2 separate regions of the Homo sapiens genome follow, and region 2 is linked to region 1. The links are chromatin loops, found by intact Hi-C in ENCODE. Cell type or tissue: MCF 10A. All regions are shown on one strand. Each heading gives the region's core, and the rest is flanking DNA. Links, peaks and the distances in the headings are about the cores only.

Region 1 (4,400 bases), core at 268-4,267:
CTGGTACCTTGATGAAGGTTATAATGCTAAGTACTGTCCATAGCTAGGACTGTAGCCCAGCATCTTTAAGATTAAGCCCAGTATTCCTACCATAATTCTAAAGCTAGGCTGCTTTTACTCTAATACTTAATGAATGAAATAACTAAAAATAGTATCCTACAACAGTTTTATTTAAAAGAGATTAGTGTTTGGGTATTTTTTCATTCATCCTTCTAATACCTCTGAGGTTTTTCTTGAATAGAATGGTTACTCTGAGTCTCTGTAGCTTTTCAGGGTAGAAAATGTATGTGGGAAAAAATATGGATTTTAAATTTATGAAGCAAGACGGCTGGTTCCTCCTCAATTTTTATTTTTAAAAAATCATTTCACCTTGCTTTGTAGGACTCTTTCTAATCCTCATCAATTTTGGGATTCCCAAACTTATTAGTAAATTCACTATTTTTGGGTTTGGGTGCATAGTGTTCCTTAGTGTGTGTGCCATAGCATTTAGTGACTCAGAAGTATAAACTTCTATCCTAGAAGAGTTTCTTCTCCCTAAAGGAGGAGACTATACCAGGTAAATGTGTGAACTCAGATTCATCCACAGGCAAATATGTAATTTACTTAGAGAGTAATCTGAGCGACAGAAACATTATACCTCCCCTATATCTTGATACCTGCCACAGGGGATAGATAGCTTCATTAATCCTGTACTATTTTTCATCTTCTAAACATTTCTTCCTTGCAGTTTAAGGTGACTGCTATGTTTCCATGCAGAATTCTATCAACATTTTCCAAAATACTTTTATGATGCTTAGTCAAATATTTCCAGCCAAACAATGATTTTTACATAATGGTTTCACTTGTATTATTAATTTGCCTAAGGCACAGTTCACTTCTCAGTTTTGCTTTTAATTTCCATCTCTGTACCTCTAATGATGCAATACTTCTGGGAACTAGGTTGATCATAATGAATTTACAATGTACAGGAGGCCTAAAATAAAAATCTTTCAGGGTCAAGGAATAAGTGAATGGTCCATTAAAAAGTCAATTAGGCTCATAATTTAAGAAAATTATTATACTTTGACTTTGTATTTCAATAACAACTTTTTGCAAGTATGTTTTATTTAAACTTATGGATTTTGTAATAGAGCAAGTGAATGCAAGAAACGGACTGAACTAGGAGGTGGAGTAGGTTTGGCACTTGTATTTTAATAGGGCAAGCATTCTTCCATATGTCGTTCTTTCTGTTCTGTCTGTGGTATTGGCAGTGTTCTTTTTGAGAATGGAAACTGCAGCTTCCTTGAAAAAATTTTGACTGGAGTAATCAATAAAAATAAATAAACCACTACTTATATTCTCCTTACAACCTTTCCCTCACTGCTGACTAGTAGTGAAATACCTCTCGGGATATTATTTACCACTGTAGCTATTTGAATTCCAAAAATTATTTTGGCTAATTCCATATAAAAATAGAAAACCCAACATTCCCCCATGAGTTATGATTGTCCACAAACCAGAACTTTTTTTGCCTGTGTACATCTGGGAATCTTGAATATTGCTCAAGATATAAATATTGAAAAACTAAAAGGGCTATGAATATAATTTTAAATGTTTTTTCTTCAATGTTAAGATCTATTTAGATGGTGACAATATACTAGATTGTTCTGAGCCGGGTCCAAGATTAAGTTTGACTTCATTCTTGCTAACTTCCTTCCCTTTCTGTCACTTGCTACCAACACTGTGAGGTTGGGTCTTGAGTAAATGCCATCCATATGGGAGAAATGGACTAGGAAGATCACTGTATGGATCTGTGCTCTGCTCTACTAGCCCTGCCCTGCCTCAGACTAGAGCCTCCATGAGTATGGTCTTCTTGAGAAGCGGGGAGTCTGGGCGTGATACCAAGGGGGAAGTTAACAGGTTTTCCGACATGCTATTTTTGACTTCTCATTCTGGAGCACTGAACCTAGGTACCCTATTTTTTCAGAGATGCTGTTGGCTACATTGGAGACAGACTGAGAAACTAAGCAAAAATGTGAATTCAGTGCTTCGTGCCTCTGACTTGTGTTTCAGGCATGCCTAGGGACAGCGCCTCTACTGGCTCATTTCCACCACATGAAAGGTTTAGGCTCCAAACTCAAAACAGAACATGTTCCAATTAAGTGATCTACGTAACTTCAGGTCTACTTAGCCTCCCATACAAAGCCCCGTGATAGATTTCTCTGTCGACCAAGCATCACACGTTGGCTTTCTGTTGTTTTTGCTCCAGTGATACCTCCATGTATTTTTAAATGGTAGTATATACACTATGTGGTACAGGATTGCCCAGTGTTCAGCAGCAGAGAATGTGTTCTGTTTACAAGTATGTTTGAGAAACACTTGTTTAAACCAGTATATGCGTATCTTTCTACTCTGTTATTTCTCAAAATTCTACCAAGTTCATGTGCATTATGAGTCACCAAGATAGGAACAGAGAGTCACCATTCTCCAAACTTATTTATTCTCAAAACATCCTCTCAACCCCTCACTTTTTGCTTTTCCTGGAATACTGACATCCCACAACATTCTGAGTCACTGGGGAAATACCAAGGGCAAGTAAAGACCGTTGACTCCTGGTTCAGCGGTGTTCAGCTTACTCCTCTAACTGGCTGTGGAAACCGGAGTTGATTGTTTTCCAGAACTGCGAGCAAGTTTAAAGCAGTGTTGTAACCTGTCTCTACTTTCTGGCTTCTGTTTTGTGGACTTATGAAAGTGCGTGCTTACCACTGCTCCTCCTTTTTCAGTTTTCTCTTTCCCACCTTTCTCACTTGTTTAAAAAATGTACCTTTTTAAGCTCTAGTTCTAAGTTTATTCTAATACTAAAAACTACAGAAAAATTTGGGAGAAACCCATAAAATTACAATCAGAAAACAAAAATTTATCTGTATTAACACACTGTTAACATACTGGTCTGTGCTAATCATTTTTTTTCCTATAAAGTACACATTTTCCACACCTATGTACTTTTAAGAAGTTGACATCTATTTTCATTTTTATTTATTTTGCATTTTTATGCATTCTTAGAAAATCATATTAAATGTTTTCTGGATCACGGTCAGGTCTGTGTGAACAGACAAATGGGAAAGAGGGACAGAAAGAAGGAAAGATGTTCTGAAACATGAAATATTAGCTATGATATCTGGCCAAATTTCCCAACTCTCAAATAATATTCTCCTCATGTTATTCATTCTATTAAATGAGGTTTATAATGTTAGCTGGCTTGTATTTTGTAGTTATTCAGCCATTGAAAGCTATTACAATATTATTATCTATATCTGCATAGTAAGTTGTGCTTGGGAACATTTCCAGGGATACTGAATGCTTCTAGTGGAAATATGTAAAAGTTAATTAATTTCTTATTAAATCCTCCCAGTATAGAAGGAATATTTATAAATCTCCTTAGGAAACAGATGATCTGAAACTTTCCATTATTCAATGTTCTAATCATCTTTCAAAGCCTTGTGTTTTCAATACCAGACCGTTGAACTATCTGTGTCCTTCAGTGGGATACTCCCCATTCTTGGTGTGTCATTTTGCAAGTTTATGTGGATTTTCTGCATGCCGTTTCCTCTCTTTCTAATTTTACCAGCTGTTCTCAGTAATACCTGCTTTGGGTAATTACTTGAACTTTTTGTCATCTCAGTTGGTAGGATCCTTTTCAGCAAGTGATACATGTTTGTTTTCCTAACACTAATCTTTGCATTTAGATCACTTATTGTCATGCAAAGATTGTCTTTTAAAAATTAACCTTTTAAGAGAAACATTTTTTCTATCCTGTAGCAGCATTTTTCATGTTTCTTTGACCTCGTGAATCCTTTAGAAAAGTCAATTCTAATCAATAGGCTAAGTTTCAAGTTTTTTTAAAAAAATTTTCATTGCACAGGTAAATGAGAATTTTTAAGAATCTGTTAACCTGCTTTGTAGAACTTAACTATTTCGATAAATACTTGATTGGGTGTGTTGGCTCACACCTGTAATCCTAACACTTTGTAATCCTAACACTTTAGCAAGAGCATCACTTCAGCCCAGGAGTTCGAGGCTGCAGTGAGCTGCTGTGGTTGTGCCACTGCCCTCCAGCTTTTGTGACAGAGTGAGAGCTTGTCTCTAAAAAAAAAAAAAAAAAAAAAAGGAAAAAATATAGATGAATACTTGAGGAAAATTAAGCGTTAGGCATACTATATATCTGAAACCGATTTTATTGACAGATACTGCAAATGAAGTAGGAAAATGCAGTTTGCTTTCTGATGAGAGCTGTCCTAGATATATTTGGCTTAAGAGCATCTCTCTGCATTGGCAATAATTGTAGGTGCTTTAATATCCATGAAAGCCTGAACATTACTTGAGTGAGTATCTGTTGAGATGTGTTTGTGTCTGTTGGTTAG
Region 2 (4,400 bases), core at 274-4,273, 210 kb before region 1:
AATTATTACCTGGATCTTTTATCTGTCTACCTGTTATTACTGTAATTCCTTTATTTAGTAGGGGAATATTTCTATAAACAGAAACTTTTCCTTCTCAGCTATTCTTGCCAGTTACTCTGAGGTATACAGTTCATATGGAAAGTGTAGGCCAAATGCTTAATTTCATCTGTTTCTTTATCAGTTTTGTTTTTGTTTCTTTTTTTTTTTTCTTCTTCTTCCCTTTTGAGACATGGTTTTACTCTGTCACCTAGGCTGGACACCCAGTGCAGTGATGCAATCTTGGCTCGCTGCCAAGACCTCCTGGGCTCAAGCATCCTCCCATCTTAACCTCCCAAGTAGCTGGGACTACAGGCGCACACCACCATGCCCAGCTAATATTTGTATTTTTGCAGAGACAGGGTTTTGCCATATTGCCCAGGCTGGTCTCAAACTCCTGAGCTCAAGTGATCCACCCACCTTAGCTTCCCAAAGTGCTGGTATTACAGGCATGAGCCACCATGGCTAGCCTCTTCCTTTATTGGTTTCAGAAAAAATAAGTTGGTTTTCTGGGGCCACATCCTCACGGTTCATGTTTACTGTTTTTTTTTTTTTTCTTTTTAAAAGATATCATTAAGAACTCACAAACATCAACATAGTTATTACTGCAGCCGGTTGCATTATTCTTCTTACTGATGTTTCAGTTGCCCCACATTTGAATAACCAGACCCCTCTAAGCTGACTCCTGAGAGCTGTTGGTAGCAGCATCCTCACTTTCTGCTGTGACAGTGTGTTTCATGCTCTTCTAATATATTTTCTGCCCCATACCTGGAATCAGTCATTTCTCAAAGTAGCCTTGCCCCTATTAATGGGAAAGGGTATTCAGAGACCACTATTTGGAATTATTGCTTTTATTTTGCAAATGCTTAAAGTAAGTTAACATCAGGAGCACGCTGGCTCTAAATTCAGTTTTCACAGCTATGTCTGAAAATGTAGTGAGTCTACCCTTGATTATCCGAGTGATTAATCTTTCCAAGGGTACCAATAAATGTGGGTTCTCCTTGCCAATTCAGATTTTCCTTTATTTGGACTCTGATGAACTTCTTACAGAACTGTAGCCTGACGTTTCTGTGGGCACTGTGACTGTGTGTTGGATGAGGTCTTACTTGGCAGGTGTCAGAAGCAATGATGGGCAGATCTGCTTGTCTGCAGTAGGATGCCAGAACACAGTGACCACTGTGCTTGTGTTGAGTTGTGGGTTTTTGTTTGTTTTTTTTTTGCTTTTTTTGTTTATGGGTACAGATAGTTAGGAAGCAATGGTATCTCAATGAGTTTAACATTTTCTTTTGCCCCCTGCGAAATTGAGTGCCAGGAAATTGGGCTCAACCATTGTGTTGTCTTCAGTAGGCAAATTGGGTTGGGGGGCTGGAAATTGGTCACAGTCATGGTGCTAAGTTTTGAAGAGGTTTTTCCTAGTGTGGAATGTCTGAGCATGAGCTTGGTCTTCCCTGACAGTGGAATTGGCTCCAGCTTTGCAGACCTTATCAATCCTGTTACCAGTGCATCCTACATTTCATCTCCCAAAGCTGGCTTCATCAGTGATCTGTGAAGTGTGATGCAGAACCATTGAGGCATGGAAAACAAATGGGGACCTTTGATCAACATGGGGATTAGGGGAACAACAATTATTAAAAAAATATCAGGACTTAACATATCTGTATTTTATTATCTCACATTGTAAAATTTCCTATTCCTTGTATATGTTTAATAATGTTTGTATTAGTGGAATTGAGCATTTAAATGATCATTAAATAAAAGTCCTATACAGCTGCATGCTCAGAAAGATTTTCCTAACAGGGCTATGTTATCAAGAAAGTTTGGAGGCACTGGACCTGCTTTCTGGTCACTTTTTCTGCATCTTTTCTTGGGCAGTCTTTTGATCCATTCTCCAGTTTAGTCAAGTGATCGTTTAGTAATTCACATCTCTCTTCCTTCTACCTCCATGCTTAAAAACCTTCAGCAGCTTCCCAGTACGGTTAAGAATACTGGTATGTTTTGTTCAAGTGTATAAGAATTGTTTTGTGTCTTTGCAGCCTTGTCTCTTCTACCTCATGACTAGCACGCTGGGCCTCTGAATTTCTTGGATGAGTCTTCTTCCTGCTTAACTCTAGGCACTCTCTTTTCCCTTTGTCTGGTAAAACTTCTCTTTGGTGCTCTCCTGTCTAGCCTTACTTATGCCATAGGCATCTGGTCAAGTAACAGTTTCTTCAGTAGGTGTTTCCGGATTCCATAGAGTTGCTACATAATCCTGTAGTGCTGTGTATTTTTGGTGACTACGGGAGAGTAGGGAATTTGTGTGGGTTCTCTAGATCCACTGCTGTGTTGGGAAATGTTTAATAGCCGGCTCTCTGAAAACCGCAGAAACCTGGCTTTGTCACATTTTCCCATTTCCATGGTGTAAATATGAGTATTATGGCCAGATTCAGGCTACCAAATTGATGTCACTGAATGTTGAGTTGGGATGAGATGCATGGTAGCAAACTGTAATATGGTATTTCCATGATAATAGATGGAGAAGGTGCATCATGTGTGTAGATACTAATAAAATATAGTAAAATAATTCGAACGTGAAGATTTTTGAGTATTATCTTTGTTTTAATATAGTTTAGTTGGAAGTTTATGTACTATAATTTTCTTTTCTTTTTTTTCTTTTTTTTTTGAGACAGAGTTTCGCTTTTGTCGCCCAGGTTAGAGTGCAATGGCACTATCTTGGATCACTGCAGTCTCCGCCTCCCAGGTTCAAGTGATTCTACTGCTTCAGCCTCCCGAGTAGCTGGAATTACAGGTGCCTGTCACCACAGCCAGCTAATTTTTGTATTTTTAATAGAGATGGGGTTTTACCATGTTAGCCAGGCTGGTCTGGAACTCCTGACCTCAGGTGATCCGCCTGCCGTGGCCTCCCAAAATGCTGAGATTACAGGCATGAGCCACCATGCCTGGCCTGTATTATAATTTTTAATAATTTTATTTAACCATCAACTCTCAGAAATTCCTGAAAATTTAATAATTCTCTCTCATGCAATGGTAGGAGCCAGGAGTAGAGATCCCCTGTGCCACACGCAGACAGGTCACATTTTTTTGAATTGATTGAAGACATTGGAATAAGGTAATGTATGCATGTGCTTCCATTTTTGGGCATTTACTTTGCTTTGCATTATCAACTTATTCTTTTATAACTTGCATGTCTTGCATTGTACTAGCTTTTATATGAGGAGAAGTATGTATCACAGAGGGAAATATGCACAAATGCAGCCAGATACTCAACACCACTCCAGTAGTGCAACTGATTGACTAAGGCATTAACATTGATCTAATGAAGTTCAGTGGCAGGTGGTTGGCTCAGAAAAATGAATTATAATACATTAATCTTGCTTTGTGGATATACAAGGTAGACAGAAAAAATGGTAAACACTTTCGTTCTTGGAATTCCCATTTTGCTATTCATTCCCTCATTTTCCAATCATTGAGAGGTGAATTATCAGAAAAACGCTTTAGCGATATTTGCCTGCAGCTACTATATTGGTAGTTTTGACTGAATTACTTAATCGATTCGACCTAAGTTTCTAAATTGACTAAGTGTTTGACTGAAAAGATTCTTTGGAAGAAAATACAGATGATTTCACAAGATTATAGTGACATATCGTGTGAAAGTGTAGATTAAGGGTACCCAACACATTTCTGTTAATCCAAGTAAATGTTTCTGATCAGGATATAAGAGTAAATGCCATCAGGGTTACAAAAGCTGGTGTAAAATTTAGACATTTTAATAGCCATGTGGTAGGACATTTCAAATATTATTTTCTAAAGGTTAACTGTCAATATTTAGGTCCTATAAAGAAAAAGTTTTAAAATGCTTTAGAATATAGTATTTATTTTGTAAGCAATCTTTCTAGACAGAACAGCCCTTCTATATTTTATTTCCAAAAATCAAAAGCTGTTAGGGACAGAAGTTTTTAAGATAGAAGGTAAGCCCTTTTTGTTATAGATGAGGAAACTAGAGCCATGCGTGAATGTGGACAGCCTTGTTCTGTTTGAATCGGTGTTTTGAAGTGTGTGGTTTACCCTGTGAATTAAGACCTGAGCAGGTGCGAGCCTGTCTTTGCAGCAGATGATCTTCAGCCACATGCTTCGTCCTGTGCTAGCCCGTCATCCTGGATGACTCTTCTTTTTATGTTGATTCAATGTATGGTAATGTTTGCAGAGAAAACTAACGAGGCATATTAGAAATCCGTACTAATGTAGATACATTTTGTAAAATCAAATAAGATTGATCACCATCCCTACTTAATTCAGAGCAAAGGAAGGGAATCTAATTTTTCTCTTTTTCCACACCTCGTTTGCTGTAATGAAAATGGCATTCTGCT

Evidence for each region. Hi-C counts contacts between places; a loop is a spot of excess contacts. Peaks named below come from ENCODE experiments on the same cell type or tissue, not always from the same donor. Only the 100,000 strongest peaks of a DNase experiment are listed, where the experiment ranks them.
Region 2: it touches region 1 in a loop (2.4-fold over the local background); 1 of 110 quality-filtered maps calls a loop at or near these places.

What each region holds. Positions count from the first base shown.
Region 1 is chr10:34,278,888-34,283,287 of GRCh38, reverse strand. All of the region lies in intron 21 of PARD3 (par-3 family cell polarity regulator), which reads left to right. Among named protein-coding and RNA genes, the nearest start is that of LINC02629, 380 kb to the right of the region's middle. In MCF 10A, for the core only: a CTCF peak has its summit at 2,080; DNase peaks (open chromatin) are centred at 897, 2,127 and 2,577.
Region 2 is chr10:34,492,028-34,496,427 of GRCh38, reverse strand. The region is part of intron 3 of PARD3 (par-3 family cell polarity regulator); the gene reads left to right. Among named protein-coding and RNA genes, the nearest start is that of PARD3, 320 kb to the left of the region's middle. In MCF 10A, for the core only: no CTCF peak of the experiment used is centred there; a DNase peak (open chromatin) is centred at 2,257.